Linked DNA regions of Homo sapiens: regions 1, 2, 3 and 4 are each linked to region 5. The links are chromatin contacts, found by Hi-C or POLR2A ChIA-PET in ENCODE. All regions are on one chromosome and are shown on one strand. Each heading gives the region's core, a stretch centred on a gene start or an enhancer-like site at or near the end of the contact. The rest is flanking DNA. Distances are from core to core; before and after follow the strand shown.

Region 1 (2,700 bases), core at 41-2,540, 330 kb before region 5:
TTTACTTCCACTTGACACCTTTCTGGGGTAATAGGTATGTTGTACCTGAATTCCACTCTCCCTCAAAATATCTGTCTCAAATTTGTATATACATTAGTAGGTATCAATCAGGAAGGTCTCCCTCAACCCATTCAATAGGCCCTGCCACAAAATTTGAAAAGTTTAAAAAATTCAGAGCCCTGCTTATGTACATGGGTGTACATTTTTGCAGACAAAAATCCCCTGTGCCCTACCTACTCAGCAATCTTCCCCCTTCCTATCAATCTTCCTCTTCCCCTGAATCATTGGTCACAACTGATCTCTTTGTTTTCTTTGTCTTGGTTTTTCTCGAATGTCATATAGCTAGGATAATATGATAGCTTTTCAAACCGGCTTCTTTCACGTAGTAATATGCATTTAAGATTCCTCCATGTTTTTCATAGTTTGACAACATTTCATTTTGTTGTCGAATGATACTCCATTGCATGAATGTACCACAGTTTGTTTATCCACTCATCTTTTGAAAGACATCATAATTACTTCTAATGTCTGGCAATTATGAATAAAGCTCCTGTGAAAATGTGTGTGCCAGTTTTTGTGTGTGTTGGGAGCAAGCCCCCCAAAATCCGGCCATAAACTGGCCCCAAAACTGGCCATAAACAAAATCTCTGCAGCACTGTGACATGTTCATGATGGCCCTAACACCCATGCTGGAAGGTGGTGGGTTTACGGGAATGAGGGCAAGGAGCAGCTGGCCCGCCCAGGGTGGAAAACCACTTAAAGACATTCTTAAGCCACAAACAATAGCATGAGCAATTTATGCCTTAAGGGCATGTTCCCGCTGCAGTTAACTAGCCCAACCTATTTCTTTAATTCGGCCCATCCCTTTGTTTCCCATAAGGGATACTTTCAGTTAACCTAATATCTACAGAAACCATGCTAATGACTGGCTTGCTGCTAATAAATACGTGGGTAAATCTCTGTTCGGGGCTCTCGGCTGTGAAGGCTGTGAGACCCCTCATTTCCCACTTCACACCTCTATATTTCTGTGTGTGTCTTTAATTCCTCTAGCGCCTCTGGGTTAGGGTCTCCCAGACCGAGCTGGTCTCAGCAGTGTGTACAGGTTTTCCACTTTCTATGGTTCCTAGATTGTCTGTTAATACTATACTTACCTCTATAAGAAACTGTCAAGTTTACCGGGCCGCGAGGGTGCAGGCTGCGCAGATGGTGTGGTCCTGCGCCCCGAGGGCCGCAGCAGCTCATCCGGCAGCTCCCACCCCAACAACCTGGAAGGGGGCGGGACTTCCGTTTGTACCCGGCTGTGGCAATCTGTGGTGAAGTTGAAATGCTTTTCTGCTAGACTGGCAACATGTTTTGATTCTTCTCAAATAACTCGCAAGCTCTTGTGAAGCACAACGGCCTACCTTGTCCTGAAGAAAACATACTCTAAGGCCCACAGATGATTAAACCCAGCCATTTATGTGACAATAGCATTTTTATTTTTCTTATCAAGATCTGGGTATTTGATCCACACAATGGTAAAGATTCCCATGTTAGCCAAGATCTAAATGATTCAAACTGATGATACTCTCTGCAGAAGAGGTAAGAACCACTGGCAGTAGGGTGGAAGGTATGTCATTACAGATGATGCTGACAGAGAAGGTCATCTGAACCTACTTTATAAGAAAGGCATGATTAAAGGAGAAAGGGGAAAGGGCATTCTAGGTTAGGAAAGATTCTGAAGAAATGTAAAATAATATGAAGGTGTGAGCTGATATATTTAAGAAATAATGAATGATATGTGGGAGTATGTATCATCTGCAGAGATGGATGAGGGAAGATGCAAGTGGAGGGGAAGGCTGGAGCCGCTGGTGGAAAGACGTTAAGTGTATTTCAATGGCCTGATACTGCAGGCAGTAGACAGCCTCTGTAAATCAGGTAGCTTCCTTACTCTTGCTCCTACTGATCCCTCAGTCTAAAATGCCCTCTGCACTTTCTCTTTAGAGATAGAGAGGGAAAGGGAGTCAAACACGAAATCTCCAGGAGGCCATCCCTGGTTATTTCTTACTCCTCTGTTGATTTCCTTTAATCTGTGAAGTGTCTTCTAACTCGTGGCCTGAGGCTTTAGTGACTCTGCTGACTCATTGTCTGGTGCTACTGATTGTGCTAATGGTCTTCGATATTGTGTCCAGTGCCCCCCACCATTTTGGGAAGAAATTGGCTTTAGTTTTTACTCAGATTGAAATTTTATTTAGAAACGGGAGTAGCAAGACCAGGTGCAGTTAGTTACACCTGTAATCCCAGCATTTTGGAAGGCCAAGGTGGGAGGATTGCTTGAAGCCAGGAGGTTGAGAAATGGGAGTAGCAACCAATGTCGGTAGAAGAAACAGCATATAATAACAGGATGTGATAAATCTCAAGAAAAGTTACGCACAAATTACTATGGCAGCAGGAACGAGTGAGCCGCCCGATGCTGTCAGTGAAGGCTCTGAGGATTGGGAAGGATTGGCAGGGTTACAGGAGACAAACAAATGCTACAAATAACATTCCAAGTAGAAGGGGAAGTGAGGGTAGGGAAAGGAATGCAGACAAGGCTGAGCCTTGTTTGGAGAGCTAAGTTCAGTGTTGCAGATGCTCAATGTCATACCTTAGGAGGGAATTGCAAATTAAAACAACAATGAGAAACCACTGTATACTATTTGAATGACTAAAATCCAAAAT
Region 2 (2,700 bases), core at 1-2,500, 490 kb before region 5:
ATACTGAATATATTATTCAGTAACTTTTAAAATATATTCATATGTAATATGATATATAATATTGTATTATATAATGTATTTATATACAAATGTATAAATTTATACAATTGATTGAAAGTAGAAAATAACACTGGTTTTACTAGTGGCTGGAAGGCCTTCTTAAAACTTTTGATTAAAATGATATTTTATGCTACCATCAAATATTGATCTCATTCCCCGCAAACCTGTTTTATCTAACTTTAGGCAGAATTATAAAACCGGTTAAAATACGGGAGGAAGGATAAAGTGTGCATTCTATTGTACCACAGCAATAATTTTTTTGACCGTAGCATACGCTGGTAGGTTGACATTTAGTTAAACGGGAAATGCTTAAAGCTCATCACAGTCCCTAAATCTCTAAATCATAGATCGTTGTATTGAATGCATTTAGTTTCAGCCTTTTCTCTTTCAAATATTTTGACATAAATAAACCCTGTTGAAATCTCAAAGATGTAGCTTGGATCTTATATATTCCGAACTTGCTATTTAATAAATCCAATGTTACCAGGTTGTTTCATAGTGTATTTTTTAGAACATTTTCTTTCCTTATCCTTCTTAGGGTTGGTAAAGACATCTCCATGGATATCGGAGTACTAGCAATTCCTTAGTAAGAGTAGGAAAGGGATATATTCTTTCCGTTAAGTACTCCTAAAGCCCGGAGTATCTTTACACCATCCAATAAAGCAATCTTTAAAAATATTAGAACTATTGGCTAAATTTATCATATTATGTATGCATTCTGAGAACTGTATGAGTATCTGGATCATATCTATCATCTTCTCAAGTATTTGTTTTATAAAATACTTAGTAAAAATGAAACTAAATCTTGAGCAGTTTTAAGTCATGGTTAATCCTTCTCCATTGTAATTCAAATAATGTAAAGTAAGTCTGAATTTATTAGGACAAAACAGTCATATGCAAATCTCAATCTTGTTATAAGAAGGAATTTTCTAGTTTCACAAAAGAAACCACAAAATTTAATTCTTTTCTCGAAGGCTTTAACATTCTGCATCACAATTTCAATAAATAACGGTCATTCTAAACAAACAAAAATGTTCTTACCGTGCTTCTTTTAATCAGCGTTTTGATTTTCTGCTAGCAGCTTTGTGTCATGTCTTGCAGAAACTCTCTTCAAAGTTGTAACTTTATTTAACTTTAATATAAAAATGTTACTCTTGTTTTTACAGCACAGCTCCAAACTAGAGGTATACCACTTTTGAAGAGTAACTCAAAGTATAAATAGCATTTTGCAAACTGGAAGTAACCATGTGACTATCTATTAGTCATACTGTTGTTTATTACAATTTTCTTCTCGTCAAAAAAGAAAGCTTGCCAAGGAGGAAGGAAGTTTGTGATATAACAATTTAAAGCTGAAGAATAAACACATATTTTCTTACTTTCTCAACTGGGATTCTCATCTGAACCACAGAACACGAAATTGCTCAAGTGGCTGTTTTTCTGATTCATCCAGGAGTGGTACTTAACCACGTATCCTTCCAGAACTGTAGGAGAGGCTGATACTAATTAATTCAACAGCATTCTTTAGGACATTACTGCTTTCTTATCCTGTGTTAAGAAAGATCACCTTAAAAGCGATAGAATCAAAGAAAAAGCAATGGTTTAAACTTTGGCTACTGAAAGAAAAACAAAAACTATTATCTCTCTCTCAAAGACAAATGCGTGCAAAGTCACACGTGTGGGTGTGAGCACACACACAAACACACACAAAGACACACAGAGGGAAAAAAGAAAACGAAAGTAACAAAGTGCCCAGAACGTTATCATCAGCATACAAGATGACACCATTATGCTTTTGCTAAGTTACCAGGCCACAATTTTGTCTTCAAATCTGCTCTAATCAGTTTCCCAGTGATTTTGTATTACCCCTCAACAAATATATTAGGGAGGAAACTGAGGAGAAGAAGCCAGTGTCCCGCAAGCGGCTTCGGGATTAACACTGCATTTGTTCTGAGAGAGAAACTTGAAGAGGAAAAGCAAATGAGAATAGAGAAGAAACTGTAGTACAAAGGAATTAAAACAAAGAAAATATGAAGAGAATAAGAAATACAGGTTTAATCATTTCTGGGCAGAAGGAAAGGACAGATAACAAAATTGCTCTTTTCATTTTTGGACAGAAAAAAAAGACAGAAAATTCATGAGGAAATGAATATATTCTACCTTTGTTGTTAACAAAAGATTGTATCCAAAGAACTATTAGAAAAGCATGTATAGAAAAATATAGAGATTACTCAAGTATGGTTGAGTGAAATTTAGTTTTGTTCCAAAAAGGAAAACAGTCAAGATACAACAGTTAAGATATAAAACATTTTCAACACAGGGAAATGTTCCCCGCTGTTGCTTTGCAGTTCATCCTCACCCCTGAAGCCAGGCAGCAGCCAACTTACTGTCAATAAACATGAGCTTTGCTGGTTTTAGAAATTCCTGTTAAGCAGAATGATACAGTTGGCAATTCTTGTAAGTCTGATGTCTTTCACTGAGCATAATGTTTTTGAGTTTTATCCATGTTTTTGCACAGATCAGCAGTTAATTTCTTTTTATTACTGAGTAGTATTTCATTGTACAGACATAAAATATTTTTATCTATTTTATAATAAAATGTATCCATTATGACATTGAGCTTTTTCCACTTCTTGGATATCA
Region 3 (2,700 bases), core at 151-2,650, 350 kb before region 5:
CAGTCTTTGGGTCCGTGCCATCTTTAAGAGGTGTAACCCTCACCGCAAAGGTCCGCGGCTTCATTTTTGAAGTCAGCGAGACCAGGAACCCACCGGCAGGAACCAACTCCGGACACGGACCAGAACAGAGATAGAAAACCATTCTTAATTTCTTATTTTTGTAATCATCTATTTAAACTGGTCCTCATGTCAATGGTCTCTGCCTTTTCTGAATTCAACTAGAATAGTAAACATAAGCATAGATTTATTATTTGTTTCAATATTTTTGATAGTGGAGTTTTATTGATATATGACTTAGAGCCTCCAAACATTTTTTTGATTATTTCATCAATTTGAAAAAAAAAAAAACAAAAAACATGAACAAGTAACATATGTATATTTAGGTGTTTAGAGATCATGCACAGCGTTCCTAAAGAGAAAGTTTTTACATTGCCTTTCTGCATCTGCTTCACAGCTGTGGGGTGAGTGCACCTCACGCTGGACACCTTTGACTAAGATAATCTCCACACAGATATGAACCTTGGAAGTTTTAGATCACTCCCCACTCATCTGAAACCACAAAACTCATACCCAATCCTTCCCCTAAGTACAGTTATCTAATATTCTGCCTCTCCCCAAAGGAAAGCTTTAGAGGAGATTCCTTAATTTCGTCCCTCATATATAGCGCTCCCCCCCCATATTTTCCTGGGTTCTGTATTAACTACATATTGCTGCTGTAACAAATTACCACAGATGTATTAACTTCCGGTAGTTATCTTTTTAAAATCTTGTCCTGTGTATTCCTTGCTGTCTGCAGGATTATCCCATGGTTGTTGTTCTGTTAGGAACTTTCCCAACCATGCCAGAAGAGGGCACTCCCATTCATACTCACGTTAAGTAGCTAAGTAGCTATCAGTTTCTTCTCCATGCTCCATTACCAACACCATGTCTCTCTCTCTCTGTCTCTCTCTCTCTGTCTCTCTCTGTCTCTCTCTCACACACACACACACACACACACACACACACACACACGCTTGAATTTTCTATAATAGCAGCCAGGTGTGTGGCACAGCTCTTTCTGTCTTAATGTGTGTCTCTCTGCTTAATATCTAATGTGGCTGAGAATAAACTAGAACCAATGTCTCCAGGCAGATTAGCTAGCCTTAGATAGATGTAAAGAAGACAACCTGACTCTTTTCTGAAACATTCAGAGCATCCTCTACCCCGAGGATCATGGGAATTCCCTCATGTTCCTCCTGCTCTGCCTCAAGCACCCCTTCTTTGCTGCACAGCAAGAAACAGTTCTGACAGAGCAGACAGTTTGAGATCTGTAACATTCTAATGAGAATATCTCTAAGGAGAATATTTGGCTTTTCTCACTTTCTCTGTAGAGAAACAAATTGTCATTCTTCTCTTACAGAGGGGCAGTAGAGTGTGTCTGGGTCAGCTGAGTGACTACATCAAAGCTCCCAGCCTTGAAAAACACATGCTGTTCCCAGGCCTCAAGATATTGAAACATTAATTAGATAATTTAAAGTAGCGTTTTCTTCTACAATGTCTGAAGAAGTGACCTACGCGACACTCACATTTCAGGATTCTGCTGGAGCAAGGAATAACCGAGATGGAAATAACCTAAGAAAAAGAGGTAGGAGTTCAGAGAAGACCAGCTGTGTCCTTGGGGGAGTGGACAGGTGTTAAATGCTTTGAGGTGCCAGCTTTAATACTGGCGTTAAAGACATGTGCTGTGAAATCTCCAAAATGGGGACAAATAGTTGTGGAATGTATTAGAAAAGTGAGTGTTCCCAAGGTTGAAGTGAAAATATGTGGCTTTCAGAACCTCTTTAAAGTTGTGTGATATCACACAGTCAGAGAAATTCTGACTGCACATGCCAGAAATTGAGCTTGGGGAATTAGAGATTTCTTCTTATGAATATAATCCTTGATATTTATACCTTGTTAGAGATGCCAGGAGGATATTCTTTCAGAAACCAGATTGGAGGCTTCTAAAATAGAGAAGGTAGAGGACGTTTTTCTTTTAGATGATGTAAGTTACTTAAGAGAAAACTGGAAGATGAGTGAGTGGATTAGAAATAGATCAGAGCTAATTTTTCTTTTGTCAGTATTTTTTCAAATTTTAGGGTAGTTGAAATCCGAGCATAATTTGTAATGTTGAACCAGTAATAATAGTATCTGGGTAGTATTTTATGTACATTATATACAGATATAATTGTAATGAAAATCCACAATAATATTCGAATATTAGTATTTTCTCCATTACATAGATGAAAAAACTGAGGGTGAGAGAAATTAGATAATTTAAGCAAGCTCACACAACTGCTATGTGGGGAAGCCCAGTCTCAGTGCTGGTCTTCAGCTCATTCTCTTATGCCTAATTGGAAAAATAGCAGTCTCCATGGTCAAGACTCTGATTTAATATATAAGACCACATCTCTTATTTTCAGATATGTTAACTATCCAGGTTCTCCTGAATCATGTCAGTCATCTGAACTACTTTCTCCTGCCCTCTAGATTTATCTTTACATTTTGTGTGGTGCATGACATTTGAGGGAAGGATATTTACAAAAAGCCGATGGGAATAGACTTTGCATATGTCTAATAAATGTGGTTACACATTTTTGCCTTGTTTTGTTTTACTTTTTAATTCTAATTCTAACCTGTGAGGAAAAAGGAGGTGTGGATATGGTGCATATCACAGTGTAC
Region 4 (2,700 bases), core at 8-2,507, 420 kb before region 5:
TGTTATATCATCAGCAGGCAGCACTGTGCCTAAAGCTTGATACATATTTATTGAAAGACTGATTATTCTAGAAGGTGAAGCAGGTGACTAAGTTTGAAGAGCAATTAGATGCACTGTCTTGGAAAATGCTTTTATCTCTAAATTGTTCTATATTAAGGAAGGAAAGACTAGTTATTGGTATCCAACTGAATCAATAATACAATAATTTTAACAATTTAATTTAATAATTTTAGCAGAAATTGTTTACTTACATTTTCTGGGAAATCTTAAAATCCCCCAAAGAAGAAAAGCAATGCCTCCACATATAAAAATTGAGATGATCATTATTTTCCTTTCTATTATACCAAAGAGAAACAGATGTCATTGTTTATGTTCCAGAGAGAAAAAAAGCAAGCAAACCAACAAAAAACCCATCATGTTTATCTCTTTTCTCTATCTTCCGCGTGTTCTACTGTTCACAATTCAGCAATTAATGTATTAGAAAAATAAGAAAGGGAACTAAGACCTAACGTTTGAACATCAGGAGCCTCGAAGGTGCTTTGGCTCCACTTTCCTGTGCTATTTGGCAGAACTGTGTTACTAATTCTTCTGCCCTGCTTCCAGAACAGAAAACCAACAGTTTCCTCGCAGCGTCTTTTAATAAAATACTGCCTTTTCCAAGGGAAAATTCCAAGTATTTTTAATGAAATACTGTCTTTTCCAATATGATGGAGGAGGCTGGAATCGCCAATTATCATTATTATTGAAGTCTTTGTTTTATTAATGAAAACTGCTTTTACTTAAGATCTATATTATGGTCGCTATCCCCTACCCTGCCCTTCCCTCCCAATGCTAAAAGGGTGCAAGCTAGGATCAAGAAAAGATGCTAGAATAATCACACAACCTCACCCACCTGGCGTGTTGGTCTGCTGCTCCACAACCTCCGTCCCATCCTTACTCTCCATCCCTTCTCCCTCCATCTCCAACCCTCACGAGGAAGGCTCATCCTTCTGTGTGTGATCACAGAGGCTGGAATAATCCTGCGGGTGAATTGCAAATTGCTAAGTATATTTGGTGAGTGCAAACCGCAGGAAACTGACGACCCGGTTTTTCTGAGGGGTGGTGCGGCAGCAAGACAGTAGGAGAAACAGCACAGCAACCTAGCATCCTCCACTCAGCCGCGCAGGTGGACTTGGGCCAGATGGCCCCCAGGGGCGTGTCATGTGCCTTCTCTGACGTTTGTACGAGGCAGGGGCAGCAACGGCAGCCGGGCATGCACCAACGGTGCCTCTGCCCCGGCAGCGATGACTCTACAGCCCATGATTTCCGCAGCCCACGATTGGCTGGGGCACAGCGATAAGAATTCAACCTAATGGGCACCTCACCTCCCACCTGCTTGGTACGCAGAGCAGAGAATGGGGAGTCCCATACCCTCCCTTTCCGGCTTCTTTATATTGTCTCCCTAAAAATCTCCGATTGGACACAGGTATATAACATAAATTGCCTGCACTGGAAAGTGTACACATTCTCTCACGCCACAAAGTGGATCTGCCCCCATTTTCTTGTTTTTAATAACTTTTTTCTGTTCTACATTTTTAACCACTGTGTTCTAAGTGTACCTGTGGAGTGTTTAGTAAAATGTGGGAAAACAAAGCCATTGTTTTTACATGTTTTCATAGGAACTAATGAAAGCTTGTTTCATATACAGGCAGTTTTTATTTTGCACTGTAGTGTGTGATAATAAAAATTACTGCACAAGCTGATATCACACCAAGCTATTTTAATAATAGGGAAAAGTATGATTTTTCCTTTATCCTCTTTTCCTGATTGAAAATTACTTTACTGTCACTCATAAACGTATAGGGAAATGTAAACAACAATAAAATTAATATTTTTAAAGTATGCTATAATTAAAACATTAAAAACACTGAGTTTCAAGTGTTTTGCTTAAAAGAAAATGAGTAGTGTGAATTGAGTACGTGCTGTTGTTGTTCTATCGCTTACAATATGGAGCCAGCATCTTTTAGATGCCTTCTCAAGCTTTTTTATTCCTAAATTTGGATAGACTTCCAATATACTATTCTTTGCACTTGAAATGTTAGGAAACACATTGAGAGTTCATTTGATGTGAACACTTTAGCTCGTATAACTTCCTCTGGGACCTCTTCATTCTTTTCATCACAACCACTTACCTTATTTTTGTCAATAAGTGTGCCTTTACTAAATTCCTCTGGTTGCATTATCTAGAGACTCTTCAAAAGGTGAATTATTAATAACCCTATCAACAGCTATTGCTTCTCTAACTTCATTTCTCTTCTATTTTATTTCCCCTTTCAGCGCCATCATTTTTTGCTGCACTTTGTGTCACTAACCAATTTCCTGTTTCAATTACCTTCCTCTTCTTGTCTTCCTGTTTCAAATTTCCTTTGGAATTTGTCATACAGTGACAAACCCATGTGACATTTACAAAATAATACAGAATAACTCTCCATCTTATTCTGTATTAACTGATAAAAGATGCATGGTGACCAATCAATCATTGACAGACTTGGAAAAAAGTGACATGGTTGGTCGTTAATCACAATACAAACATGTATATAGTGATTCGTGAACTGAAAAACTAGCATGGAAGTTTCTACTTTATACAATTACTTACAGTAAATATAATACAAATACAGATAAGTACGCTGAAAGAATTAAACTGTGCTGTTGGGGAGTTAT
Region 5 (2,700 bases), core at 20-2,519:
TATAAATGATGCTGTCTCCTTTGTTTGGTGTACACTCGTGGCAAAACTGCTGATGAGTATACCCTTTCTGCAGGAAGTAAAAAAAAAAAATGGCCACACTAAATAAATCTATGTTCAAGTGCTATTTTTTTATGGCACTGGGGAACAAGCATTTCAAACAATTTGGTGGCAGTCTGTATGGGGATACATTCTCCTCCAGGGGTGGTCTCCAGTCCTCTCTCATGAGGGAGTGCACTCCCCTACCTCATTGAAGGGGCCCTCAGGAATGACAAATTGAGACAAATAAACCCAGACTCTCAGCAACACAGAGAGAAAAAAAAAAAAAAGAAACTGGCCAGCAACCTAGCTTAAAGGATCCTCACATACTGTGGCGACAACTTTGTGCACAGGCCAAGAAAGAAGAAGCTGTGGGAGCCAATAAAGTATTTCCTTGGTGATCGGGACTAAAAAAAAAAAAAAAAAAAAAGCCACAGGACGGTAAAGCATTCCTTAGTTAGGACGTACCAAGGAGAGAGAAACTGCAGGGTCAGTAGATTATTCCTTAGTCGGGATGTCTTGGAGGTTAAAAATAGGTGAGAAATCCCCATAGAAGGGGTGTTGAACCTCAGAAAGAGGTGAGAAATCCCCATGAGGCGGGTTGAACCTCAGAAAGAGGTGAGGAATCCCCATGGGAGGGGGGCGTTGAACCTCACACAAACTCCCAGTAGTAAGAAAAATATTCAGAACCCCCCTTTCCTTTCTTCTTGGGGGAAGAAAGAATAGCCCCACTGCCACCAGTCCCTTCCCTAGGGAAAGGGGAAGGAGGGGGAAAACAGCAGCATAGGTGGCTGGCATGGAACAGGAATTAAAATAAATTACAGAATGTGTAAGCAAAAACTCAGTTGTATATAAGAAAACCCAATTCCCCCCTGAGGAAGAGAAAGAGCCGGAGTCCTTTAAAAATTAACTGCCTGTTTTCTGTGGCTAGTGAGCCTTATCTCTCCCTTTCCCAGGCATTATGAAGACCCTATTTCTCTAGCTGTGCAGCTGCAAGGTCACTAGACAGATAAACTCAAGTCATAAAACATGTTTTTCCTTGAAAAGAAATGATGTCATGTATGTCTCAATTGAATAACTGTCTTTGTTTCTTGCTTCTGTTATACGCTTCCCCCTGCACAAATCTTCCCCCACCCACGAAATGCTTAAAAGGTAACTTGACTCTTTGTTTGGGGCTCAGTCCTTTGGATGTTAATCCAAGTGGACCAGTGCACCTAAATAATAAATATCCTCCTCAATCCCTTGGTCTCTCTGATTCCTTATATATCCCGATACATTTCTGGGGGCTCATCAGGATTGGAGATGACAGATTTACTGTCCCCTTTGCCTGCGATACTAGGTCCCCGGGGCCAGGAGAGACCCGGCATCCAAGGTGTGCCACAGCTGAGCTTCACCCGGATATATAGACCAGCTCTCCCCACGTCCCAGCACCCTGCCTGGCAGCGCAATGGAACCGAGGATGGGGCTGCAGGACGATACCAGCACTTCAGGAACTGTGGTAAGGAGTATAGGCCCAAGGCAGGAAAGCCCGTCCCATAGGGACAAAGGGGAGCTTGATCACCTCCCAGGGACTGACCACTAATCCAACCCAGAGTGGCTGGGGGCAGCAGGAGTGGCCTGCCAATTTGGATGAAGCTTATGTCCCCACTAACAAAGTGAAAGTGGTTCACTGGATCTGGAGACAGGAACTGGGAGTGGTGTGTGTATGTGTGTGAATATGGGAGCCTAACTAGGCTCACCCAGGTCATGAGAGAGGCTCATTCCATCCGATGAGGACTCCTGCAGTAGGAGTGGTGTATGTGTGTGAAAGTGGGAGCCTAACTAGACTCACCCGGGACATGAGAGAGGCTCATTTCGTCCAATGAGGAATCCTGGGGCAAGGAAGGTGTGTGAAAGTGTGTGAAAGCGATGGTCTCGGGAGAGGCCAATGCAGGGAGTGACGTGGGGAGGCACAGATCCCTTAGCACGGGCTGTGTGCTCTGAGGCGAGTGTGGGGGGAAATCAGACCTAGGACATTGCATACAGCTGATAGGACGAGCTTTGCAGCTGTAGCAGGCTGTGACAGGGGAAGACACCTTCCTGGCTAAGCAGTGTCCGAAACTCCTGTAATAGGACCGGGTCTGCTGGACCTGAGAGTGAAAGTGAGAGTGAGAGTGAGAGTGTGCCGCAAGGGAGGAAATGGGAGGGAAAGCGTCAAAACCAACTCCTTTGGAGTGCATGATAAAAATTTTAAAGAAAGGATTTAGAGGTGATTGTGGGATGAAACTGGATGTTCAAAAGTTAAAGACATACTGTGAATTACAATAGCCCTCTTTTAGTGTCAGATGGCTGGCCGAAGGCACTGTAGAGAAATTGGCCGTGTGTTTTAAGGTGGTGACTAGGGTCGGAGGACAGCCAGGGCATTCAGACCTAGTCTTTATATTGACTCATGGCTAAATGTACGCAGCCCTGCCTAGCAGTTTATTGTAGAATGCTCGCAGCTCACGCCGAGATAAACCAACTGTGCTGGCAGCTACGGAGTTAAAGGGAAAGTCACAGAGGCTTCTAGCACCACCGATCCAAAAGTGAAAGTGAAAGTCAGCTGCCCTGGAAGCTATGCAGACCAAAAAAAAAAAAGAGTCTCAGGAAAGAGAAAACCAGTTTTGCAAGAATCACAGGATGGAA

The links. Hi-C counts contacts between places; a loop is a spot of excess contacts on that map. ChIA-PET counts read pairs that join two places held with the same protein, here RNA polymerase II (POLR2A). Pooled maps may share reads with other maps.
Region 1: a loop to region 5 is called in a pooled map, with 3 times the contacts of the local background. The contact joins the promoter of CLEC9A here to the promoter of KLRK1-AS1 in region 5. A Hi-C loop is called at or near these places in 1 of 50 pooled maps. POLR2A ChIA-PET finds 5 or more read pairs at or near these places in 2 of 52 experiments (BJ and H1).
Region 2: a map of ovary shows a loop between it and region 5 (5-fold over the local background). The contact joins the promoter of CLEC2B here to the promoter of KLRK1-AS1 in region 5. A Hi-C loop is called at or near these places in 4 of 168 maps with a recorded cell type or tissue (CD4-positive, alpha-beta T cell, CD8-positive, alpha-beta T cell, cardiac septum and 1 more), 1 of 37 single-sample maps with no recorded cell type and 15 of 50 pooled maps. POLR2A ChIA-PET finds 5 or more read pairs at or near these places in 1 of 52 experiments (activated naive CD8-positive, alpha-beta T cell).
Region 3: a loop to region 5 is called in a map of endothelial cell of umbilical vein, with 2.8 times the contacts of the local background. The contact joins the promoter of CLEC12B here to the promoter of KLRK1-AS1 in region 5. A Hi-C loop is called at or near these places in 1 of 168 maps with a recorded cell type or tissue (endothelial cell of umbilical vein).
Region 4: a map with no recorded cell type shows a loop between it and region 5 (5-fold over the local background). The contact joins the promoter of LINC02470 here to the promoter of KLRK1-AS1 in region 5. A Hi-C loop is called at or near these places in 1 of 37 single-sample maps with no recorded cell type and 5 of 50 pooled maps.

Annotation. Positions count from the first base shown.
Region 1 is chr12:10,029,392-10,032,091 of GRCh38, forward strand. CLEC9A (C-type lectin domain containing 9A) reads left to right here and starts at 1,291. Exons shown (of 9, transcript NM_207345.4): 1 at 1,291-1,581. LOC102724020 (a long non-coding RNA gene) reads right to left here and starts at 1,232. Exons shown (of 4, transcript NR_169587.1): 1 at 1,152-1,232.
Region 2 is chr12:9,868,104-9,870,803 of GRCh38, forward strand. CLEC2B (C-type lectin domain family 2 member B) reads right to left here and starts at 1,251. Exons shown (of 5, transcript NM_005127.3): 1 at 1,102-1,251.
Region 3 is chr12:10,009,227-10,011,926 of GRCh38, forward strand. CLEC12B (C-type lectin domain family 12 member B) reads left to right here and starts at 1,401. Exons shown (of 6, transcript NM_001129998.3): 1 at 1,401-1,624. The coding sequence starts at 1,534.
Region 4 is chr12:9,942,238-9,944,937 of GRCh38, forward strand. LINC02470 (long intergenic non-protein coding RNA 2470) reads right to left here and starts at 1,258. Exons shown (of 5, transcript NR_104634.2): 1 at 893-1,258; 2 at 252-335.
Region 5 is chr12:10,362,500-10,365,199 of GRCh38, forward strand. It overlaps KLRK1-AS1 (KLRK1 antisense RNA 1), which reads left to right and starts at 1,270. Exons shown (of 4, transcript NR_120430.1): 1 at 1,270-1,534. RefSeq lists enhancers at 1,741-1,790, 2,251-2,320.